Regions from separate parts of the Mus musculus genome. Here region 2 is linked to region 1. A link is a loop called in an ENCODE intact Hi-C map of the cell type or tissue named here. Cell type or tissue: left cerebral cortex. All regions are shown on one strand. Each heading gives the region's core, and the rest is flanking DNA. Links, peaks and the distances in the headings are about the cores only.

Region 1 (9,430 bases), core at 696-8,695:
GGAGGACCCTGTGTGGTTGACCTGGCGCCCGTGTAATTAGCTGCACAATTAAGTTTTGTGTCCCCAAGCAGCGGGGTCAGATGTTCAACAGGGAGGTTCAGGAGGGCCTGGGTGCACAATGCTGATGCCTGCCCTGTTCTCTTCTGCACTTCTGACCTTGGCAGCTTCTTAGACTGCATGGTAAGCTGGCTTGAAGCTGCTCAAGGCAGTCACTCTGCAAAGTGTCAGATGTGGGTTGAATAACCAAGGGGTGCCTTGTAACAGAGGGTGTCCCTTTAGGAATCTCATGGCCCAGGGAGGGCCCCCCTCTCTCTTCTCCTCTCAAATCCCTGCTAGTGGGATTATATTGTGCTCTCAGTGAAATAGAAGCATTGGCAATCATGATTATAGTCATGCTGTGGAAAAAAGGATCTTGCAAAATCCTGGTGAAAAATATTCTGCTCTTTTGTATAGAAAATGTATAACCTGTTTGTGTGCCCATTCACTCATTTATTTATCCAATATTTACTGGGGGCCTCATAGTTGTTAGGGTGCTGTTCTAAAGACCCCAAGTGCTGTGGAACACATGGGACCTCCCCATTAGCTGGCATGCAACCTACTGCTCAGTAGAGACTTACCGAGAAGCACAGAGTGATGGGGGATGGAGTTGCTGTGTAGGACACACATGGGGATGTGACCCAGAGATGCATTTTGAGACAGGTTTTACAGCAGAAGTGGCCAAAGGCAGGATAAGATTGTAACTAGCTAGGCTGATGTGGAGTCTGTCTGGGGGTGGGGCTTGAGGGACCCAAAAGGAGGGGGGATCCAGGAAGCTCCTCTCAGAGAACACACAGAATATGCCTGCTTGCTCTTTGAGCTGACTTTTAAATGAGTAAATGCAGGTCTGGGAAGTCACAGCTCAGGCTCCAGTTCCCATGTATTAAAACATGGTACTTCATTGGTTAAGGCATCTTGTTAGGCTTATGGTAGTGGCTACCCCTTTCTGGGACAAAATACGAGGCAAAAACTACTTAAGGGAGGAAGGCTTATTTGGGCCCACTGTGTGAGGTGCAGGCCCACCATGAGGGTGCAGGCCATCACAGTGGGAAGTCGAGGTGGCAGGAGCATGAGGGAGCTGGTCACATGACATCTAGAGGCAGGAAGTAGAGGAGATGGATGCAAGTGTGTAGCATGCTTTCTTTCTAAGTCTATGGGATGGAGGTGCCTACATTGAGGGTGGGTCTTCCCTCCTCTGTTAAAGTTTTCTAGAAACATCCTTATAGTCACCCCCTGCTCCCCCTCGCAGAGATCTATTTCCATTTCTGTGGTGATTCTAAATCCATGAAGTTGAGAATCACAACACTGAGAGTATCTTGATTTTAAGAAAACATGTTTACATGTGTATGCCTGGGTGGTGTCTGTGCATGTATGCATGCTGAGATGTATGTGGGCACATGTGGTTGGAGATGCATAGGTTTGATATCAGTGTCTTCTTCAGTTGCTGTCCACCTTAAAAAGTCAGGGTTTCTTGGTGAAGGTAGAACTTACCAACTTATTTACCCTAGCTTCATTGCCCCAGAGGTCCCCTGACCCTACTTTCTGAGGGATTACAGACAGGTCCACCTGGCTTTTCTATACAGGCTCTGGGCAATCTGAACTCCAGCCCATACTGTGCATATACCTTATCCCTTGAGCCAACTTTCCAGTGTGCATATTTAAATATTTGAAAAAGAAATTCACATTATTAGGCTCTAACCTATGAAACTACTGTCTGGGCCAGTCCTAAATCACATGGATCAACATGCTCTAGACAGTTTGTCTTAACATAAGCATGAGTCTCATCCTGCCATGAGTTTGGTGATGACACTAAATAGAGAGATTTTTTGTTTGTTTGTTATTCCAGTCTGCAAAGTGAACTTGAACAGGTGTCTGTTGACCTGGCCTAGCTGTAAACTTGTATGCATCGTGGCTTCTGTGTTCTCAGACCTGGACTGCAACTTCCATTAATTCTCAGAAGCAAAGAGGGTTGGTGCCTTGCTGATTGTCCCACAAGCTATATGTGGCAAGTCTAGAGACAGCCTTAGTTATGGGCTGTCCCTGTTGCTCCCGATAGACTTGAGAAGGCACTGTGCTTTCCGGAGGGATGCTTTCATGGGGTCACTGAAGCTGACGCAGGTTGTTGGAGGGATGTCAGTGTCACTTCTGAATAACCAGGGACCAGTGTGTGGCTGCTGCTGTGGTCTACACCAAGGATGGCGCAGCCATGCCCAAGCAGTCAGGGCTACTCAAGCCGGCGGCTCCCTGGCCAAATGGCTTCTGTGAGTTGTATAATTTCTCAGTCTGGGTTTTTATTACAGAAAATAAGACAAACTGTAAAAATAACATGTTGGATTTTTTAACCACCCCCCCCTCACAGGGAGAATATGTTCCCTAAAGAGAAAAGTAAAATGTTTGTTATTCACTGGTGGCAGAACGATCTTCGTAGGTCGTGAGTGTAATGCATTAACTATAGATGCTGCCTCAAATTCTTGGCTTGAAGGTCCAGGCTACTCAAAGGTCCAAGGCATGACATGGTTAGTCCCTTCCCTGTCTCTAGAGAACTATCACCAATTCAGTCTCCAAGCCTATTCTCCCTATCTGACTTTTATCTGATAGCAATGGAATGTGGCACACCAAGATGCAATAAGACTAGGCGCAAACCCGCATATCAAAGCTGGATGAGGCAAACCAGTAGATGGAAAAGGGTCCTATGAGCAGGCAAAGGAGAGATAGCCCTTCTGTTGTTAGGAGTCTCACAAACAGCCCAAGCTAAACAACCCCAGCATGTATGAAGGGGACAGATTTCCAGTGCCCCTGCATATTTATGCTCTAAGGAGTAAGCCACTTGAAGGCCTTGTTATCCCATTTTTTGTTATTGTTATTGTTCAAATTTTTGTTTAGATTTTAACTATTTACAAGTTCCACGTTTATGGGCGTCAAGTGACAAGTTTTTCTGTCTAACACTAGTGACATTATGTTGCGTCTTTTCCTAGGGAGATGCAAATAAAAGCCTGTTCACTCCAGGTAGGGCACCAGCAACCAAAGAAAAAAACTATTTCCATCCAAATTAAGCTTGGTGAACCACTATTCACAGAAACACAGGCAACCAAAAGGCAGCTTTGTCACTACAAGGAGATCACCACATGGGTGACAATCCTCAAAAGCTGTGTCCCTGGAACTCTGGACACATATTACAGACACCTCCACCCAAAATAATAAGCTTATGGCCCCTAAATCCCACCTCCAGACAGGGTTTCTCTGTGTAACACTGTCTGTCCTGGAACTAGCTCTGTAGACCAGGCTGGCCTTGAACTCAGAGATCCACCCGCCTCTGCCTCCCAAGAGCTGGGATTAAAGGTGTGTGCCACCATGCTCAGCTGATAATATTCTCTTCTGCTTATAGAAGCTTGGAGAGGTCCTGATGTGTCTTGTAGTTGTACAAATTCTCCTAACACTTAGTGAGTTTTGTGAGCCTCCTACCTCCTAAGAAGTATTTTATAAGTCTGGAGGAAATATCTACCCATTTGTTTCATCTACGTGTGCACGCACGTGTGTATGTGTGTGCATGTTCATGTGGAGACCAGAGGTCAATATCACATGTCTTTCTCAATCTTTCTCCATGTTGTTTTTTGAGATAGTATCTCTCATTGACCCTGACACTCACTGATGGAGCTAGCCTGGCTGTCCAGTGAGCTCCAGAAATCCTCCTGCCTCCATCTCCTGAGCCCTGGGCTAACAGGCATGCATCACTGTGTTCAGTTTCTTTTTGATTGTGAGCCTAGCCTTTAATGATTGAGCCATCTCTCCAGTTCACTCAGCTTCTTTTTAATATGGGATAGGGGATGGGAGTTCCTTTCCACCTACTCATGGCTTGTGAGCCATCTCCCCAACTCCTTTACTTAGCATCTACTTCCCATACGTTGACTTGATTCAAAGGAGAAACACTGGACAGTTCAGAATTGCATCATGGGTCCAAAAGTGAGGCTGTGGGTAGCTACCGATGTGCTCTCCAGAGTCTACAAGTCGGGTGTCTCAGGATCACTAACACCTGCCCTCGGTTCCTCCCAACAGTGACGGAAGGCCGAGGGATCCTGGAGAGCATTCAGCGGTTCTCACTACTGCCTACCTACCTCCCGGTCACCTACCATATCAACAATGCGGATGTCTCCTTCTTCCTGAAGGAGGCCAACCAGGACATCATGCGCAACTCCAGCCTGCAGTCGCGGGTCGAGTCCTTCCTGATCTACAAATCTAGGCGACTGCCGGTGCTCAACGCCAGCTACGGGCCCTTCTCACTCGAGCAGGTAGTGCCCCAGGATTTGATGTTGCCTTCCAACCCATTTGGATTCACTAACACATTCTCCCTCAACTGGAGGCTGAAGGCCTACATCCTGCAGGAGAAAGTCTACCTGAGCCATCCCAAAGTGCAGGTGCTCTTCCACATCGTGGGTCGAGACTGGGATGACCACAGGGACGAGAACTTGCCTTGCCTGCGGGTCTTTGCGTTCAGAGAGACTCGAGAGGTTCGAGGCAGCTGCCGTTTGGGTGGAGCCCTGGGACTGTGCGTGGCCCAGCTGGAGATGCTGCCGGGCTGGTTCAGTCCACCATCAGTGGTATCTGGGCGCAGGAGGCCCACGGAGCAGCCAGAGGGGAATCCCGTGGAACTGTATTATGCTGTACAGCCAGGGGATGAGCGAGGCGACTGTGCCAAGGAGGATTCGAGGAAGAGCGGTGGTACTCCAGCAGGCCACAATGATGTTGATGAATCCAGTCCCCCTTTGCATAGAATTGGGAGCGTCTTCCTTCGGGAGACCCCCAGCAGTCCACCTTTGAAGGAACTGCGTTTGGATAGCAATGTGGCTGTTCATTATGTCCCTAAGACTGTGCGGCAAGGAGATGTACTCACCTTCCCTATCTCTGTCTCCAGGAACTGCACGGAGGATCGCTTCACACTGAGGTGAGCAGGTTCACATTCTGTCTATTGCAACCCCAGCGATCCAGCCGGGCTGCTGTGGAACTGTCTGCAGATGTTCATGTGCTGTGTTCCATGAAACATAAGGCTTAGTTGTATTTCTGGCTGGCCGCTTAATGATGAATGATGGACATTTTTTTTTTTTTTTTTTTTTTTTTTTGTAGAATGTACATGTACATAAGAGACCATGGGTGTCATTCCTTGGGTGATACTCATTTTGGTTTTATTTTGAGAAAGAGTATCTCACTTTCCTGGAGCTTGCTGGTTAGGCTAGTTGGCTGTCCAGTGAGACCCTAGAATCCTCCTTTCTCTGCCTTGGAGCATTGGAGTCATCGAACCATGAATCTTTAGCACTATATTCTGCTGATGTGCATGGATTCTGGAAACCAAACTCAGATTCCCATGTTTTCATAGTGAATGCTTTACTGACTGTACTATCTTGCCAGCTCAGAAAATATTTTTAAAGTCTTATTATTGTGTGTGTGTGTCTATGTCCACGTGTATGCATATGAATGCAGTACCTGGTGAGGCCAGAAGGGGCCATTGGATCATCCTGGAGCTGGAGTGATGGGTGACTTTTAACTACCAGATGTGGGTTTTAGGAACTGGATTAGAGTATACTGGAGGAGCAGCAAATACTTTTAACTACTGAGCCATCTCTCCCAGACTATAAGATAGTTCTCTTTAATATCAATGAAACTCCCAGGTTGTCACAGAAGAGTCGTGTTGTTGGGATCCCTTGGCCTTTGTGAAGTTTGTCAACAGGCATCGGGACACTGAGGGTTCCACAAATCAGTCACTTCACAACTGGGTCTTTAAACACCTCGCAGTTTCAGCGAATCTGCAAACTCAGTTGCGACAGTTGTCAGGGAGGAAGGAGAACATGGCTTTGCCAACTCAGGATCTATTCCAGACAGGCAGGCTCTAAGTATAAAGTGGTACCAGGCTTAAAGTTGTCATTTTGTTTCTCCCTGGAAATAGAATGTACTGTTTAAAAAAGGAATGAAAGAGCATAAAGAGAATAAATGGTGGGATCTTGGGTACCTTATGTAAGGTTGGAGCAAAGAGGAGACATTTAAAAGAAGCACCGAGTACTTTAGAGAAATGCTCTGGAATTCGCTTTGGAATATGTTAGAAGTTGCCTTGTGTCGATTGTGATGTAACTAAAGCCTTTAGCTCCATGTTAAATGTAGGTGAATTTGGCTGCAATAGTTAATTAGCACACACATTTTTGGCTGATCAGCAGTGTCCCAGCAGCGTGACATGACTTGGCCTGTTGTGCGACACTGCTTGTTTTCCGCTTGCTTTTTAAATCTAGGGGTTTTCATCTTTACTTCTCTCTCTCTCTCTCTCTCTCTCTCTCTCTCTCTGTGTGTGTGTGTGTGTGTGTGTGTGTGCGCGCGTGTGCGTGTGCGTGTGAATCTGCGCACACGCACATGTGCACACACACCACATGCACACACACCACATGAGTGCAGTGCCCACAGAGACCAGAAGAGGGCAACAGATCCCCTGGAGATGGTTGCAAGCTGGCTGAAATGGGTGCCAGGAACTGAACTCTGGTCTCCTGCAAGAGCATCAAATGCCCTTAAGTGCTGAACCATCTCTCCAGCTCCCAACACGTTAGGTTTTATTGTGATCCTTGAGAACATAAATGTAACCGCATGTGGGGTACATGTTGCCTGTGGATTTCCAAGATCATTAGCTTGAATCTGATTTCAGATTCTCCTCCAAATTTATAACTCCTCTTTGTTATCTTTCCTGTCTGTCTGTCCATCTGTCCATCCATCTGTCCACCTGTCCATCCATTCATCTACCCTCCATCTACCTATCTATCCTTCCTTCCCTTGTTCTTTCCCTCCCTCCTCACCTCCCTCCTTCCCTCTCTCCCTCCTCTTCTTTCTTCCTCCCTCCTCCCCGCCCTCCTTCCCTTGGTTTCTTTTTCTACTCCCTTTTCCTTATGTCTTGTTTAGGGGTGATGAGCTCAAGGAAACAAGCCATTCTTTTGCTTTAGCTCACAAATTTAAGTTGAGCTGATTCTGAACTGGCATCAGGGGTTCTTTTTTTTTTTTTTTTTAATTTCAATGAAAGCAGTAGACATTAGTGAACAGCATTTGTCTGATGATTGAACTTGGCTAAAACTGGAAGGTAAAACCCTTGGCTTTGCCTTCTGTGCATCTGGGGATTAACTAAAGGGCCAGGGGCAGGGTGGTGGTGTAGGAAGACATCTGTGGGCCTATGGCCATGCCTGGGCTTCATTTTGCCCCCATCTGGCAGACTGTGCTGCAGACGAATAATGAGCCCTCTCCATGTTCTGCAAGTGTGTGCTTCAACTTGTGAATTCAGAAGCCTTGTGTAGCATCCTTAGAGGTGGCTGGTTATAGAGAGAAGTCCTTTATCTAGAAACCATGGCTTTATAAAAAGGGGGGCCTCAGGATGGAAAGATGGCTCAGTGGTTAAGAGCAAACTCTGCTCTTCTGAAAGTTTCTGAGTTCAATTTCCAGCAACCACATGGTGCCCACATCACAGCCATCTGATGCTGTCTTCCTGGGTACAGATGTATGTGCAGAGTACCTGTATACATAAAATATGTAAATAAATAAGTCTTAAGAATAAAAAAGAAATAGAGTGTGGTGGCGCACACCTGTAATCCCAGTAGCACTCAGGAGGCAGAGGCAGGCAGATCTTGGAGTTCAAGGCCAACCTGGTCTACTGAGTGAGTTCCAGGACATCCAGGACTACACAGAAAAACCCTGTTTCAATAAATGAATCAATAGATAAACAGACAGACAAACAGAAAAAGGAAAAAAAGAAAAGGGGTCCCTGCTCTCCTGTGCATTCATGCCGGTCGTTGGCTGGTGGTTGGATTCCTGGGCCAGAAGAGAAATCTTACTGTACCCTGGACTTTGGCCTCAGGGGAGTGAGCTCTTCTAGCCTTTTCTGGAACCATCTGTGTGTGTGTTTGTGTGTTTTGTCAAAGGCTTGGGATCCTGTCGCCGCCATCTTCAATATGGCAAACCTGTCCTCTGGAGTCCTGAGGGAGATCAGCTCTCTTTGTTCTCCAAGAGACCCAAAAGGCATCCCCATTGCTGGGCCACACAGCCCATGGTGTTAGGTTTGGGCCTTTGCACATTCAGAAACAATCACATCATATCCATGTATGTCTGTTGGCTCTAGTTGTAAGTCAAAGCTTGGGTGATTTCAGATATAGAGAAAAAGTACATTTATTCAGAATCCATTCACTATGAATCTAGTTTTAACTTTTTACCCTTGAAATATATATATATATATATATATATATATATATATATATATATATATGTACATATATATACATACACACACACATATATATATTCCATATCCCCACAACAAATACCCTCTCAACTTCATAAGTGCATGAGGGTGAGGTTATCCAATGGAGCAAGGGAAACCTACCATTAGAATTATCCTCAAAAAAAAACAAAAAAAAAAAAACAATGAGTCTGCCTCCCCCTAACAACTACCAGCTGCTATCAGCTCTTCAGTAAGAGGTGGGGCCTGGAGATTTCCTCCCTCATTCCTGCTGGGGATTTTGACTAGATTGATGTTCTACCTGCAACCATAGCTTCTTCGAGTTCATGGGGGCAGCAGCCATGTCATGTTCAGAACACAGCATCCCACAGCTCTCTCCCCCCACCCCACCCCCAACCTCTGGTTCTTACTTACATCCTTCCTGCCTCCTCGTCTATGATGTTCCCTGGGCTTTGGCGTATGTCTGCTACACAGCTAACATACTCCAGTCTTGAGTGGGTCTACTCTGTTTACGTAAGTAGACACTTTAAACGTGGACCTGGTGATGGGGTGAGCTTGTTATCTGAATCTCCATAAATAGGGTTAGGCTTATCTGTGCCTGCGACCTCAGGGGAGATGCTGCAGAGAATGTCTGAGGGGGTAGGGCTTCTATTCTGGGTACCAAATTATAACTACGTTTTAACGATTGTCCCCTTGCTCCCCCCGCCCGCCCCGTGTGTGTGTGTGTGTCTGTGTGTGTCTGTGTGGGTGTCTGTGTGGGTGGCTGGACGTTGGTACATGGGTGATTCCTACTGAGGACAAGAAAGCTCCAATAGATAGCTTGTTGTCTCATAAAATCTTTCTAACCCTGCTGCTCTAGTCTTGAAGCCCCCCGTTGTAGAAGAAAAGCAAAGCCCTTTCATTTCACAGACATCCAAGTTCCTTTAAATCTCAGAAAATGTTTTTCTTCCCATTGACGACTGAAGCACCCACGGCGCTTGGGCCCTTTGCTCTGAGATCCCACCCACCATTCCTTTCCCCATCTCCCTCTCCACAGAACACAGGGTTCAGGACTGCCAGTGGCTCAGATTGCACAAATGCCAAGCAGAAGATGACAGACCTGGGGACCCTCTCTCCCTCCACACCATCCATTCATCTTTCCCCTAG
Region 2 (9,430 bases), core at 747-8,746, 120 kb after region 1:
GCCTTTGAGGACATGCAAACGGAAATGGTTTCTATTGAAATATGAGACATCAAAATAGCCCCCCGCCCCCGAAAGAAAAAGCCGTAGGGAGAAAATTGCCCTGCAAGATGCTAAAGCGTATCAAAAGGCATCCGAAGTGTGAGAAGGTCCTCAGAGCAGGACCAGCAAGTTGTAAGGCCAAACATCAGTCATAAAGCAAAGTCAGGTTTAAGATATATTATTGATGGAACTTCAGATCACAGGTGATAGATGCACTGATCATGTAATAGGTATACTAATAAAACACAAACAGAAAAAATAAAGCTGAATCTACTTTACTGAAATAAACTCTAGAAGGATCCATGGATTGATTTTCCTAAATGGTAGTTTCTTAATACATAATAAAACCTGGGCCAACATGATAATAAAGACACAAATAGATGGTGGGAAGGGTGTTTAAAGACAGAAAGGGATTGAAAATAAGATTATATAGAAAGGCTAAGAAAGTTCTCTTTAGGCATGGTGTTGATGTCAAAAAAAAATATAAACTGTGGAAGAGGTATAATGGATTGAGTAAGAAGTATACTCCTGTAGACCAGGCTGGCCTTGAACTCACAGAGATCAGCCAGCCCGAACCACCACCACTCAGTTTGAAATTATGTCTTACCCCAAACTCAGGAGGTCAGGAGCATCTCGCACTGCTGCTGTGCACTTAGGTGTTTGAATACTTGTTTCCCCTGTAGGTGGCGCTGTTTGGGGAGGTTATAGAATTTTTAGGAGCTGGTGCCTTATTGGAGGAAGTATGTCACTGGGGGTGGGCTTTGAGAGTTTATAGCCTTGTCTCACTTCCTGTTTGCTCGAGAGCGCACGCTCTCTCCCTCTCCCCCTCCCTCTCCCCCTCCCTCTCCCCCTCTCCCCCTAGCGAGCACACGCTCTCCCCCTCTCCCCCCTCCCCCTCCCTCTCCCTCTCCCTCTCTCCCCCATTCCCCTCTTCTATTCTCCCCATCTGTCTTTCTGCCTCTGTCTCCTCCCTCTCTTTCTCTCTCCATCTGTTTCTCTGTCTCTGTCTGTCTGTCTGTCTCTGTCTCTCTCTCTGTGTTTCTCTCTCTGTCTCTATCTCTGCCTCTCTCTCTCTGCATGTGGTAGAGATGTGACCTCTTAGAATTCTCTGACAATCTGCTGCCATATCTCCCTTGCCGTTATAGATTCTCCAAATGGAAGCATAAGCTAAAATATACTCTTTTACCCATGGGTCACTTCAGGTCATGGTGTTTTATCACAGAAATGAAACATAACTAACACAGTGGCCATTTAGCTATCAAAACATCATCAAAAAGAACCTGTGAGCCCATGGGGCTAGGAGGATGCTTCAGTTGGTAAAATGCCTATGAGAAGGGACCTGAGTTAAACCCCAGGACACAAGTAAAAGAATAAAAAGAAGCCTGATATGATAGCACAAGAGTGTAATCCCAGCCCTGGGGTGGTAGCAACAGGTAAGTAACTACCCCTGTCTCACTGGCCAGTCTCAGCCTAGTCAAACTGATGGATTTCAGGCCAACAGGGACTCTGTTCAAAACAAAGGCAAATGCTGCTTGAGGACCACCAATGCATACATAATGCAGTTACATACACACACATGTACACTCACACACACATGCACATATGTGCAAAAGCATTTTTACAATGTGTACCTACACACACACAAATGACCTTCATATCTCTGATGTGGCAGTTCCTTCTGTATTCCCATTTCCTTTCCGTTGCTGTGCTAAGACATCCTGACCAAAGGCAACTTAGAGGAAGAAAGATATATTTGCCTTATACTTCTAGGGCTCGGTCTATCATTGAGGAAAGTTAGGGCAGAAAGTCAAAGCAAGAACTTAGAGACAGGCCTGTTTGCTATTCCACACATAACTACCTCCAACAAAGGAACTCAGCTCACAGCCAAAGAAGCATGGCAGGAACTACAGAGGACCTCTGTTTACTGACTGGCCCTAGGCTTTTAGTAAGCTGTCTGCCTAAGGAATGGTGCCACCCACAGTAGGCTGGGACCTCCTGCCTGAATTAACAACCTAGACAATTCTTACAGACAAGTCTGAGCTGAGCAATCTGTCCACTGATATAGTCTTCTCTGTGCCCCTTGACTGGATCAAGTCGATAATTAAAGTTAGGCTAGGATACCCTAAAAGATACGCTGAATGTGGAGTTGTATGCACGTGAAGAATCCTTGAAGTACTCACCAGAATCCAGAACTAGACATCACCTGTGTCTCCATCAAAGTTACCAAGGAGTGGGCTTGGTTCTAATCCCTCAACACCACAAAGTCGCACACACAATGTGATTATTACTTTGTCAAACCCAGACATCCACATCTTTCTGTCCTAGAGTGTGCAGAGCAAAGAAGAGGGAAGGGAGTTGAGGACAGGGATTTTCAGGTCAAGAAGTGTTTCTCATAGTCCCGTTCATGCTGATTACATCATTTACAACACCCTGATACTATTTTCCATGAAAATACTTAATTGAAAACCACAGCTCCTCCAAAGACATCTCAGAGCACGTGTGTTTGCTGGCTGAAGTCCTGCTTTGGGTGTGGAAATTTTTCCCTCCATTAAAGAAGTATGTTTAAGCAATTCTCCAAGAAAACAAAAACAAACGACAACAACAACAAAAACTGGTCACCTTGAGAACAGCAGAAACCATCTTACAATTGTAGTAAGAATATGGAGAAATTAGAGGTTTGAGGCACTTCATAGACAATGAAAAAAATTTTTTTTCAAGATAAAGGTTTTTTTTTTTTTTTTTTTTTTTTTTTTTTTTTTTTTTTTTTATCCCTGGCTGTCTTGGAACTCACTCTGTAGACCAGGCTGACCTCAAACTCACAGATATCCACCTGCTCTGGCTCCAGAGTGCTGGAATTAAGGTATGCACCACCAACCAGCTTGAAATTACATCTTATCTTAAACCTAGAAGTCAGGAGCATCCCGCTACCCCCCCCCCCCCCAGCACTTCCGGATCTGGGAGGTAGCCAATGTTATGAAACCATGGTTTCTGGCACGGTCACCCCAGAGCTGTTTCTCTGTAAATATCTGTCCTGTTTTCTGTGTGGAGATTATTGGCTTGGTTCAATTTGGAACTTTGGAGAGAGATTTAAACTTCAAGGCTGTGTCTAGTATCTGACGCTGGCGTGTAAGCCCATGTCTTTCTCGATTTTGTTTGCTGTGAAGGGTCAGAACTGGTTAGCAATTATGTCAAAATGAGGTAAGAAGACGGTGAGAGTTGACTCCTAGAAGCATCCTGGGTTTCAGATCTGAATCGTCCTCAGGTTCTTCTTGCTCTACTCACATAAGGATCATGAGTCAGTGAGGCTTTGCTAAAGCTGGCAGTCCTGGGTCTGGGGTGCCCCAGGCCTGGGTCTGCACTGGCAGATCCAGAGCCTCACCACTCCAAGCCTTGAAAGCCAGTGGCTTCCTGCTCTGGGCTTTAGAAGCCAGAGACTCCTAGATCTCTATCCTCAGCTTGGGGACTTGTTGCTCTGGATGTTAATGAGCTGATACTTTGCAGCAGTTGAATGGTCAGCCTCCAGCAGCAGCAGCAGCTGCTGCAGATATGGTCTGCGGTAGCCACAGCTACAGAATGTAGGCCTCGATGGTACAATGTTCCACTCCCTAGTGGCCAGAGTCAAAACCCTCGGGCCCTTGCCAACCTTCTCCTTGCCAGCATATCCATTGCTACAGTTGACAATCTTCTCCATCCATCTCTGTCATATCTCTCCTGAGTTAAAACCAAAAGGGAAATGGGCCTTTGGCCATCTTATTTGCACTAAGTTGTGAAGAGGAAAGTTGCGCATCCACAATCTGTAGGACTTCAGGAGGCTCGAAGCTCTGATACAGCCTCAAAGAGTCAGTGGTCACTCTACCAGCAAAGGAAGCCACTTAGCCTGTGCTGGTGATGCAGAGGCTCTGATACTCAGAAGACATCCCAGCTGGCCTGGGAGAGGACTTCTTAAAGCCACACAGGTCCAGCTGCAGTGCTCTGTGGCTGGGCCTTCCCTTCACAGAGTGTTTGTCCTGGGTTGGTCCACAGCCAGGCAGCATTCTGCATCAGGCTGGTTTATTGATCCTTGGAGTTGATAAAGAAACCTGGATGATCACAGCAGCAGGCCTCACACACAGCGGTCACATACAGATGTGCTGTGTGTTACTCATAGCTGTTTATGTTATACTCCATATGACCAGAACCTCCCTGGATGGCGAGTGTTCCAGTTTGATGGCCACATGGCTAACCAGGGTTTTATCTTATTTGTATAGAATTACAGATAACGCATGAATAAAGAGGTACATAGAAGAGAAGAATGGGGGCTAAAATGTTGACAGTGAAGTTGTAGTCATGGGGCATCTGGCTGTTTTCTTAGCTCTCAGTGCATCCATTAGCCGGCTCACGCATTCACATGCCTGGCACATACTTAACACACTGAGGTCCTACTAACAGAGTCTCAGAAGTGACTGCTAACAGTAGGCTGCTTTTTTTTTTTTTTTTTGGTTTGGGTGTGTTTGTGTGCCCAGACCGTTTTGTAAAACTTTGGAAAGATGACCGAATACCTTAAGTATCGGGAAGAGGGTTAAAGCAAAGCCAATTTGCAGCCTGAACTTAGAAGGTGGGTACAACAGCCTTGAGAAAAAAGCCATGGGTGGGCTCCAGCCCGTGATGTCTCCCTCAGTGGTCTGTACTGTGAATTCCATAGCACAGGCTCTCCCTTCATGGCCTCTTAGCGTTTAGCTAACCCAAGGTTTAGCACAAGTTGGGCAGTATGGGACCTAGCCGGTCAGAAGCTATACCTCTTTCTGGAAGCCACACCTACCATGAGACCACACCCCCTTCCGAAGCCACACCCCGTTCATGACCACACCCCTTTCTGATGACACACCTGCCTCTTGGCTCTGTCTCCCTCAGGGATGAGTTTCATCCCTCCTTGAGAGCAAATCTTTCTTGGCCCTTGCCTTTTTCCCTTTTAATTTCCAGTAGGTGGCAGTCGTCTGAGAGCCAGGTGCTGTGGGGGTGGGGATGAGGGTAGGAGTGGGAGTTCCTGGATATCCTGTCACCCTTGCTGAGACTGGAACACATAGATCCCGCAGTGGGGTTTGATGTACCCATGTGCCACATGGTAACGGACTGTCTCTCTGACGTGTGTACATCCTGGCAATGTGCCAGAAGGCTCATAGGCAAGAAAGAATAGCCACTGTCAAAATATTTATTTCTCATGTCCATGTTTTCGTTATCTGCCTGTGACACGTTGTGCATAGCACACAGTATTTCAATAGTGGAAAGCGCCAGCTTTATAAACATATATGCCAACACCAACACGGCCCATTAAAATATGTTTCCTGCCGGAGAACATACTATCAAATTGGAATTGCCTAACATTGGTCACCCTGGTCCTGCACTCCCGACCGGGTCTGTCTTAGCTGCCTGCATACATTGGCATAGTCCTTACATTAGTTAGTTCCCTGTTGCTGCAATAAAGCACCAAGACATAAAACAACCTGTGGAAGAGTTTATATTGGCTGCAGTGCAGGGCGTGGGGTGGGAGTCTCCAAAATGGTGAGAAGGGCATGGCAGACAAAGCATATCACACACAGGAAGCAGGAGATCGAACCGGAAGGCTGTATGCTCTCCAAACCCATCCCCAGTGAACCACTTCCTCCGATGAGGTTCTACCTTTTAAAGATCTTGCAACCTTATCAAACAGCTCCAATTACTTGAGCCAGTTGGGGGAGATTTCTCATTGAAACTGCTACAATCTTAAAGACAGGATGTAAGAGGCTTAGCAAAGACTGTATCCCTATGCTATAAAGTCTGGCCCTATGCCACTCCAAAGGAACATGGGGCCATGGGGACATGACTCTCACAGGATAGCCAGTGGTATTCAGGAAGGCTTATGCCTGTTTGCCAGTACAGTGCTGAGACACGGCTAGGAGTGACCATTGTATAATGTGTGGCCTCGGCAGGAGGTCCTGTGGTCCAGATCACTTAGAAATTAGAAGCAGAGTGATTACCCATGGGGGTACCTGGCTGCCACACCATAGAAAATGGACATTACTTTATTCTTGGCCACAGTTAATGAGAGAAAACAATGGACAGGAGACGTTTCCAAAAGTCCAGCATGCTATCTACTGGTCTTTGAACTGAGGGGTAAATGTGTCATCTCCTGTATTCATCAGGAGGCCTGTATAGTCTATGTTTGGTGTCCATCTGTGAGTAATCTCTCTGCCGCTCTGCTTCTTGCACGCGCCCGACTGGCCAGCAAGAACGACGCTGCAACAGGATCCTTCTGCACACGTTTATTGGGAGAGCTTGATTGTAGAGGCAAAGAGACCCCAAGCCCAGAACTGGTGCTGCTTATATAGGCCTAGGAGAGGTGTGTCTCACACCCGGATTGGTTGTGCATGGGTTATGCTTACCACCTCATTTGCATGCCTACATCTGATTGGTTAACTTGTCTCTCATCTGATTGGTCAACTTGTCTCTCATCTGATTGGTTAATTTTGGTTAATTCTCAAAACCTCATCTTGGCAAAAGAACTTTACTGCCTATGTATGCATGGTGGCCAGTGGAAGCCAGCGCCACCCTGCAACGGCACATGTGGCTTCCCACACTGCTGATACGGAGGGCCTCATGCAGCTGTGGGTGAAGCTTGCTGGAGCTGAGCAGGACTTGGTGTCTTGAGAGATGATGCTCTTGGAAAAAAAAAATGTTTTATCCTTTGGGATCCAGGAAAGGATACTCCCAGCAAGCTTCCCCTCTTGAACAGGAGGCTGCTTGGAAGCCCATTCCTTCTTTCCATTCTCAGATTGCCAAGAATCCCAGAGCGGGTTGTGGATTATGGACTATGTTAGGGTGTTGGGCTGGTATTACTTTCTAGTTCTAGAACATTCCTTTGGGCACATACTTACAGGCCACCCACGGTTTTCCTCTCATATTTGGAACTTTGTGTGGACTGAACTTCCCAAAATATTTCTCCCCACCCTGTGACTTTTCCCCTTCTGTCTTTTACTTTGTCTCAGTTTTCTCTTAAATTTCTTCTCTTCTTTCTCCTCCACTGCCACAAATATCTGCACTCGGAGTTTTTAAATAAATCTCACAAGGAACAGAAATATTCAAATTTCTCCTTTTGAGCCCAATTTATTTCTCTTCCATCACTTCAAACTTCCATTTTGGTACCTCTTTTATTGAGCACACAGGCGCTTTTAATAACCCACATGTCAAACCATTCATAAATGGAGTGCTTACTGGTGACTGTTCAGGTGGGGTTTCTCTGTAGTGTGACTGTGTGCACTGATGTGGGGGGATTTAGCTCTGCCCACAGTCTAGATGATGCAGGATACATTTAACTGAGGTAGGAATGCAAGCCACCCACAGGCCCAACTTGGGTATCGCTGCTGTCAGTTCCTGGTAGGGATTGGCTTCCCAGAAGCCTTTGCGTCTGTAACCATATTTGGCCAAGACAGTAAATGCCTTCCATAGACTGTGAGTGTACCTGAGTTTGTATTGCCACCTGCCCTGCTCTGTTCTTCACCCTTCATTCTTCCCACTGGCTGGGGTGCTCAGGACACAGGTGCTGCAAAACAGGGGCTGGAAACACCAGGACCACAATCAGCTTTGATCTCTGAATAGCTGAGTGGATCAGAGCCACCCACCACCAAGGCCCGCTGTGAGCTGCTGCAGCAGAGAAGAGTAATATCTTTTTCCAAAGCAAGCCTGTTTTAAGGGTATCTGACAGCACCTCAGTCAGCCTTATGGCAGATGAATCACCTCTAGTCTAGCTTGAAAGGTACCAAATGGGAGGGTGGTGGCTATTTCATAGTTTCAAAGAACAGCCTGAGAGAGCTAGATTCAGAAAGATTTGCATAAGGTAATGTCAGGTGAATTTGTGTATGTGAATGACAGGTTCCATTTGTACATGCTAGTGCTAGGGAATAATTTGCACATATTAATGTAGGGTTCATTTGCATATGTTAATACCTGGGGCCTGTTGCATATGGTAGTGGTAAGAGATCATTTGAGTATGTCAATGCTACGGGCTCATTTGCATATGTTAATACAAGGGACTACCTGCATGTGTTATTATTAGGGAGTAGTTTGCACATGTTAATACTAGAGGACTATTTACACCTGTTGACCTTAGTGGACTGGATCATTTGCATATGTTGAGGCTAAGTGATTATTTGCATATGCTAATAAACATCCAACTTGTATACGTTAATGTTAATGTCAGGGACTAGAGAGAAAAAAGCAAGATGGGAGGGAAGAGAAGAGAAAGAGGAAGGTTATTAGGGCTCAGTGTTTGGTGAATTCCCAGGAGAGGGCTTTTGGGTAGGTTGGTGTGGTGGTTTAAGTAGGTATGGCCCCGATAGACTCATGTGTTTGAATGCCTGACCATAGAAAGTGGCACTATTAGGAGGTGTGGCCTTGTTAGAGGAAGTATGTCATTTTGGAGTCAGGGCTTTGAAATCTTAAATGCTCAAGTTACACCCAGTGGTATAACCTCCTGGCTGCCTTCAGATTAAGGTGTAGAACTCTCAGCTCCTCCAGCACCATGTCTACCTACACACTGCCGTGCTTCCTGCCATGATGATAATGGGCTGAACTCTGACACTGTAAGCCAGCCCCAATTAAATGTTTTCCTTGATAGGAGTTGCCTTGGTCATGGTATCTCTTTATATCAATGAAACCCTGAGAGTTGGTTTGACTGTCAACCTCTTTATCAAGGTAGTGGACAGACACTCTGAATGTATGATCTACAGTTAAAGTCATCATTGCCAGAGGGCAGATTGCTTAAGCAATAATCCAGACTCAGAGGCTAGGGTATGGAGGGGCAGGGAGAGGCACAAACATAACCAGCATGCCCATGTATTCAGCATCTAGGCTGTCAGCTATTCCCATATATTTCAGTTAAGACTGAATCCTGTGCTTGGGTATACATTGTACATATGCTATATACATAATATAAACATCACACATAACACACATATCTAGTCTTTACAGCTTGTTCTATTATGTTTTAACAGCACAGCATCCCCTAACCCCTAGCAGGTTCTGTCTGTATCAGCCTACACTTCATGGGCATACTCTGGGGAAAATTATGGCTTTTCTGCTCTCACCATGGTGGGTGTATTATTAAATGTAAATCTACAATAAAGTGTCTTCGGAAATCAAGTGCTGTGTTTATCTCTAGTAATGAGGCTGTCAGGGTAACCTGTATTTATGGAACCACAAGTGGGTTATAATCTTCCATTAATGACTATAAGGAACCCGCTTGTCATAAACAAAGAGGGGAACTAACATTTGGTTCAGACCCAGTGAAGCCAGTCTCCACAGGTTCTGAGAACTGCCTGCCATGGGCTTCCACAGGCTGCCACTTGTAACTCTGAAAGAAACTGTTTCAGAATGATTA

What was found. Hi-C counts contacts between places; a loop is a spot of excess contacts. Peaks named below come from ENCODE experiments on the same cell type or tissue, not always from the same donor. Only the 100,000 strongest peaks of a DNase experiment are listed, where the experiment ranks them.
Region 2: it touches region 1 in a loop (2.7-fold over the local background); 2 of 42 quality-filtered maps call a loop at or near these places.

Annotation. Positions count from the first base shown.
Region 1 is chr5:128,264,037-128,273,466 of GRCm38, reverse strand. Tmem132d (transmembrane protein 132D) reads left to right here. Exons shown (of 9, transcript NM_172885.2): 2 at 4,090-4,975. Among named protein-coding and RNA genes, the nearest start is that of Tmem132d, 160 kb to the left of the region's middle. In left cerebral cortex, for the core only: CTCF peaks have their summits at 5,515 (motif pointing right) and 6,490 (motif pointing right); DNase peaks (open chromatin) are centred at 5,925 and 6,467; H3K27ac peaks cover 568 bases.
Region 2 is chr5:128,142,956-128,152,385 of GRCm38, reverse strand. The region is part of intron 2 of Tmem132d (transmembrane protein 132D); the gene reads left to right. Among named protein-coding and RNA genes, the nearest start is that of Tmem132d, 290 kb to the left of the region's middle. In left cerebral cortex, for the core only: a CTCF peak has its summit at 5,003 (motif pointing right); DNase peaks (open chromatin) are centred at 6,959 and 7,390; H3K27ac peaks cover 688 bases.